Linked DNA regions of Homo sapiens: region 2 is linked to region 1. The links are chromatin contacts, found by Hi-C or POLR2A ChIA-PET in ENCODE. All regions are on one chromosome and are shown on one strand. Each heading gives the region's core, a stretch centred on a gene start or an enhancer-like site at or near the end of the contact. The rest is flanking DNA. Distances are from core to core; before and after follow the strand shown. Region 1 overlaps LINC00189 (long intergenic non-protein coding RNA 189). Region 2 overlaps MAP3K7CL (MAP3K7 C-terminal like).

Region 1 (3,204 bases), core at 658-3,157:
GATGCTCTGTCCCAGAGAAATGGGGGTAGTGCTCTGAAGTTAAAAGCTAAATTCTCTTTTATATAGGAAAAAGCAAAGAAATTTAACAAGATTACAACATTTTCAATACAGGGCCAGTTTATGAGTTACAACAAATTAATCAGTTTCTTTTCTTTTCTTTTCCATGCAGCTTGTTTTCTTTTCTTTATCGCTCCTTTTCATTTCCTTTTGATTTTAAAAGAGTGTGCTTAACATTCCATCTTGAGGCATTGAGATGGCCATAAAGTTTTTGTGTGAGAAGAAAGAGGTTAATCTATAATGAAAGTCAATAGTAAGAGGGAAGGGGTCTCCTCTGGCATCCTTCACTGATATGGACAGGAAACAGGGAAATACTGGGTAGAAGGGGGCGGTTCCCCAACAAACGGCCCACCCTCAAGCCTGAAGACCGGCAGCCCTAAAGGAGGACAGGCATTTCTGTTTTCATGGCCAAAATTTGCCTTTTGGCCTGCCATGCACCCCCCATCCTGCCCCCATACAAACCCAAGACCTTAGCGGGCACATACACAAGAAGCTGGACATCAAGACCAGCAGACCAGTGGACCAGTGAACCAGCAGACCAGTGACAGTGGAACAATGCAGCAGAGAAAGAGAGAAAAGGAAGGATGTCTGGACTCATAGGGGAGCTTGGCCAGGGGTGGCTGGAGAAGAGTTGGGCCGCTGGATGCCCGACTCCAGGGAAAGACCACCTTCCCACTCCATCCCCACTTCTGCCTCCCCATCCATCTCACTGAGAGCCACCTCCACCACTCAATGAAACCTTGCACTCATCCTTCAAGCCCATGTGTGATCTGATTCTTTCAGGACACTGGACAAGAGCTTGGGATAAAGAAAGTTGTCACGCTGGCCCCCTGCCCTCACAATAAGGCAGAGGGTCCGTTAAGCTGATTAACACACAAGCCGTCTGCAGACAACAAATCTGAAAGAGCTTTGTAATACATGCCTACATGGGCTTCGAGTGACACAGAGACCCACCCCTAGACTCTGCCGTGGGACAGGAGCCCAAAAGTGCTTGTACTGGCCTCTGCACCTGCCTGTCTGCATGCTCCTCCTTTGAGCTTTGGGGCGACCAAGCAGGTGAGCTACACCTGTCGCACGTCCTACAACCATTCACAACATTTTACAAAATAATGTAGGTAAGGGAAAAGACAATTCAGACAATCAAAAATATTACAAAAAGTTCACAGCTGCCTAGTTTACAGCTGCCTGTCTTGTGACTCAGGCCCCATAATTCACATTTCCTTATGGCTCAAAATAATTTAGAGTTCCAACAGCTTAGATTTTGAATCACTTATTTTCACAATCACAAAGCATAGTAGGAGTCCCAGAGAGAGAGCATAGCTCACACATAATCCAAAAGTCTTTTGTAGCCCATAGTTTCAAAATCACTCTCCCCAAGAAAGGTGAGGAAAGCTGGTATCATAGAAACCAAATGGGCCCGTCTGAGTTTCATTTCCCTCCCGCTGAGAGGTAATGATGAAACACCATACAAGTACTGCTTTGAAAAGCACCTGGATTCCCCAGGTTCTTTTAGATTACCTCATGGGAAATAAAATAGAAACAAATTTAAAACTATAACTAGGTTGGTTTTTTGTTTGTTTGTTTACCAGTTAAGACCTTAGGTAGGTACATGCTATGGGCTGAATTGTCTTCCTGCAACCTCCGCCAAATGTATATGTTGAACTCCAAACCTCTAGTACCTCAGAATGTTCCTGTTTTGGGACATGATAAAAGAAAAACTTCAGTCGGTTTAAATTTAAAGGAGTTTAATTGAGCAATGAACGTTTCACAAATCAGACAGCCCCCAGAATCACAGCAGATTCACAAAGACTCCAGCGCAGCCATGTGGTGGAAGATTTATAGACCAAAAAAAAAAAGAGAAATGACGTTCAGAAATTGGAAGTGAGGTACAGAACGGCTGGATTGGTTAGAGGTTGGCGTTTGCCTTATTTGAACACAGTTTGAGCACTAAGCAGTGTATGAATGGTTGAAATATGGCTGCTGGGATTGGCTAGGATTTAGCTATTGTTACAGGTGCATACTACTAAGTTAGGTTTTCAATTTTATCTGCCTATTAAGTTAGGTTACGGTTCATCCGCAAGGACTCAAATATAGAAGTAGGGAGTCCTTCTCAGGCTATAGTTTGCTTTAACAGACATAAAGGCTTTAAAGAGGTAATTAAGGTAAAATGAGGTTATTGGCATGGGTCCTAATGTAATCTGACTGGTGTCCTTATAAGATTAGGACACAGACACACAGAAGGAAGACAATCTGAAGTCACAGATCTACAAGCCAGGGAGAGGGGCCTCAGAAGTCAACCTGCTGACACATTGATCTTAGATTCACAGCTTCCAGAACTGTGAGAAAACAAATTTTTGTTTTCTGAGTCACCTAGCGTCCTTCTGGCACTTTTTTATGGCAGCCCTAGTGAACTAATATAGTATATTAACTTCTCCACAATTTTAGTGCATATTTAAAAATCCACCCTTAGGGAGTTGCTTACTAATCTGTCTCTCACTTTTAATGCTTTGTTGACGTCCACATTGCATCAGAGCCATGTCAGAATAACTGAAATAATAGCACAGCCAGTCTGGAGGTTTGGGCTGTCAGATTCGTAACCCTTGATCCAACTCTGTGGACATCATCGACATGTACAGTTTGTTACGATCTCCGCTTTACAGATATGAAAAATGGGGCTTGAAGAGGCTACAATACTTGTTCGAGTTCGGCAACTGGAGAAGGGAAGGGCTAGGATTTGAACCTAGATGGCTTGAGTCAGAGGGTGTGCTCTTAACAATTATGGGACACTGTCTCCCTAAGCAGGGAGGAGAGGAACTGTGATATTGAAACTGCCTTTGCAAAATTATGACTGAGACAGTGAAAGAGATCTGACCTAACCAACTCCATCTTCCTTCTAACCTTTAAGCTGTCCTTGTCCCTTCCTGGGCATAGACCGAGCTAACTTTGGGAGGAATTTATAGTTTACAACAAAGACCATAACAGCCCTTTCCCAAAACAAGCCTCCTTCTTGCCTGGGGACTAGACTGCCTTTATAGGACCAATTAGCCACAAGATTTGAAATTATGTTTTAGGACTTACGCAGCTGGAGGCTACAGGATTCTGACCCTCCCTAAACTGCTCATAAGATTAGTGCTTGAAATATTTTGC
Region 2 (3,296 bases), core at 626-3,125, 70 kb after region 1:
TTTGGGGACTCGGGAAAGGGTGGGAGAGGAGTGAGGAATAAAAGAATATACATTGTGTACAGTGTACCCTGCTTGGGTGACAGGTGTACCAAAATCTCAGAAATCATCACTAAAGAACTTATTCATGTAACCAAGCACCACCTGTGCCCCAAAAACATATTGAAATTAAAAAATAAAAATTAAAATGAATAAATAAAACATTCTTCAATCTGACTTTTCTAAGAGTCTGTCTATTTTTCTGACATTTCAGTTAATCTTCTAAACACCAAAGTACCCAATACAATATTTCATACCAAAAAAATAAATAAGTGGTTTCTCTACTGGATGAGATAAAATGCTTTATCTGGAACAAAGCAAACTTTACAGTTGATTGTAGCTTAATAATATACTTTTAAAAATTTCTGTCAAACAATTTGGTAATAGATTTCATTTTTTTATTTTATTTTTTCTAAATTTGGTGATAGATTTCAAAAGCCATAAAATGTCTATATCTCATTTCAATGACTTTCATATTACATACACAAAAAGCTAGGTATGTTGTAGAAAAATGCTTATAATATTTACGGAAAAAATCATGTTATACATTCCACGTTACTGTATATGCAATTATATTAAAATGTCTATTCACATGCAAAAGGCCTAGAAAGAATTAGATAAAAATGATAGCAGGAGTTCTTTAAAGATATCAGAATTCTTGGTAATTTTTCAAAGCTTTCAAGAAAGTCCTTCCCACCTTTTTCACACGGAGAAGAAAAAAAAAATCAGTAAAAATATAACAAACCTCTCGTACATCATTGGTCATAAGCCAGAAGCGATTCTTTAAATTGGATTCAGCCAATGCTGAGTTTATAATCCTAGAAAATGTTTGACTCTCTTTCTCCATCCAACAGATATGATTTAAAATAACAGTTTCAGCAACTCTTCTCATCACGCCTCTTAAGACAAATTCTCCCAAACTTGATCCAGGGAGACCTCCTCTGGAGATGAGAGAGAAGTTCAGTTTGGAGTTCAAACCTTAAGCAGTGTCTGAACGACTCCAATAAAGAAAAACTGTCTTTTAAAATACCTTAGTTAGCGTCTCTCTTTGCATCTAGCTTACGCCAGCCAAGCTAGAGGCAACATAATCAGCTACACTTTATGAAATAATGAGAAAGAAATTCTCAACAGAATCATCAAAAAATGGAGAGCTAACTACTTGGGTCAAATTCACTTGGCCCAATATATCTTGCTTGAAAATAAAGACTGTTTGGGAAAAGACATGTTGCAAAATGAATTTCCACTTCAGTAAAGTCTTAATGAAAATAACGATCATTAACAATCCTTGGAAAACCAAGCTCATGTATTTATAAATATAAGATATTACCATATTTCCCAATTTAACAATGTATCCTAGCAGTTTGTTTTTTTTTTTTAAATGGAGTCTCGCACTGTCACCCGGGCTGGAGTGCAATGGTGTGATCTAGGCTCACTGCAACCTCCACCTCCCGAGTTCGAGCAATTTTCCTCCTAGCAGTCCTTTATTGCTGATATTGACTCTGTAATACCAGCACTTTGGGCGGCTGACGTGGAAGGATTGCTGTAGGTCAGGAGTTTGAGACCAGCCTGGGCAACATAGCAAGATGCCATCTCTTTAAAAAAATTTTTTTAATTAACTGGGCATGCTGGCATGCACCTGTCGTCCCAGCTATTCAAGAGGCTGAGGTGGGAGAGTTGCTTGAGCTCAGGGGGTTGAGGCTGCAGTGAGCTATGATTGCATCACTGCACTCCAGCCTGGGTGACAGGGCAAGACTTTGTCTCAAAAAAAAAAAAAAAAAAAAGGAAGAAAGGGGCCTGTTAGGCCAAGAGCTTGGTGTGAACAGGGGCTCAGTGACTGGAGGACCCACCTCCTGCCCCGGGAGAAGTGAGGAGGCCAATGTAGCTGAAGTTGAGGGATGAGATTGGAAGTTCTACAGAGGTTCCAAGGCATCCCCAGGGAGGTCTTGAAATCTATGCCAAGAACTGGCTGTCATTTTCTAGCAACAAGAAACCCTAGGCAGGGAAACTAGTTACAATATTGCATCAACCAAGATCTCAAGTAATAAGTCCCAAGCCCAAATGGTAGAAGTGAGAATGAAGAAAAAGGAACTTGAGACTTTACGAAAAAGAAAATATATATATAATGAAAGAATTTGGCCTTGGCCCTACATCTAGCCAATTATTTAGGGAGACACTTCAAGTACTTTGGGGAAGGAAACAAGATGAGTTCTGCAGAAACACACACAGGCATATAAGTAATTAAGGAGGGGGTCCGGCCCACTTGTATGTGGTCTGGAAGGTTGTATAAAATACCTCCACTAGCCTGCTAGCCATGTTACTTCTAGAAGTTGACTTTTCCTTTTTTTATTTTTTATTTTTATTTTTTTGAGACAGTCTCACTCCGTCACCCAGGCTGGAATGCAGTGGCGTGATCTTGGCTCACTGCAACCTCCGCCTACTGGGTTCAAGCAATTCTCATGACTCAGCCTCTTGAGTAGCTGCGATTACAGGCACGTGCTATCTACCACACCCGACTAATTTTTTTGTATTTTTAGTAGAGACAGGGCTTTGCCATGTTGGCCAGGCTAGTCTCAAACTCCTGACCTCAGGTGATCCGCCTGCCTTTCCTCCCAAAGTGCTGGGATTACAGGTGTGAGCCTCTGCGCCTGGCCCCTTTTTTCATTTTAATATTGTTGTAGTGGTACCCAGAGTTATCATTGCTTTCAATGTAAACAGTAAGGATATGTTTCAAACATTAGATAGGAGTCACTCTCATGTCATTATCCTACCATATCATTTTTTTTTTTTTTTTGAGACAGAGTTTTGCTCTTGTTGCCCAGGCTGGAGTGCAATGGCACGATCTCAGCTCCCTGTAACCTTCACCTCCTGGGTTCAAGCGATTCTCCTGCCTCAGCCTCCCGAGTAGCTGGGATTACATGCGCCCACCACTACACCAGGCTAATTTTTGTATTTTTTAGTAGAGACAGGGTTTTGCCATGTTGGCCAGGCTGGTCTCGAACTCCTGACCTCAGGTGATCTGCCTGCCTCGGCCTCCCAAAGTGCTGAAATTACAGGTGTGAGACACTGCGTCTGGCCCCTACCATATTTTTTTTAATGCAACATAAAAAAAACTTACAGAACATGTAATTTAGGGGATGAGTATTGCATTTCCAAAAAAAAAAAAGCTACACATAAATTTAATTTAAATAACAAAGTCCTCCAGTACCTTCAGTCTGAAGAGTTTATAAATAGAGACATAATTACTGAGGATTTTTCTATCA

What was found. Hi-C counts contacts between places; a loop is a spot of excess contacts on that map. ChIA-PET counts read pairs that join two places held with the same protein, here RNA polymerase II (POLR2A). Pooled maps may share reads with other maps.
Region 2: a map of MCF 10A shows a loop between it and region 1 (5-fold over the local background). The contact joins two enhancer-like sites. A Hi-C loop is called at or near these places in 2 of 168 maps with a recorded cell type or tissue (MCF 10A and aorta), 11 of 37 single-sample maps with no recorded cell type and 8 of 50 pooled maps. POLR2A ChIA-PET finds 5 or more read pairs at or near these places in 7 of 52 experiments (Caco-2, HCT116, MCF 10A and 4 more).

What each region holds. Positions count from the first base shown.
Region 1 is chr21:29,232,039-29,235,242 of GRCh38, reverse strand. The region is part of intron 1 of LINC00189 (long intergenic non-protein coding RNA 189); the gene reads right to left. Among named protein-coding and RNA genes, the nearest start is that of LINC00189, 40 kb to the right of the region's middle. RefSeq lists enhancers at 1,007-1,106, 1,537-1,716. Within about 2 kb of position 1,907, at least 6 of the 41 ENCODE cell types and tissues checked have a DNase peak (open chromatin) inside an H3K27ac peak, as active enhancers do.
Region 2 is chr21:29,162,215-29,165,510 of GRCh38, reverse strand. The region is part of intron 4 of MAP3K7CL (MAP3K7 C-terminal like); the gene reads right to left. Among named protein-coding and RNA genes, the nearest start is that of LINC00189, 30 kb to the left of the region's middle. RefSeq lists a silencer at 849-1,143. Within about 2 kb of position 1,875, at least 11 of the 41 ENCODE cell types and tissues checked have a DNase peak (open chromatin) inside an H3K27ac peak, as active enhancers do.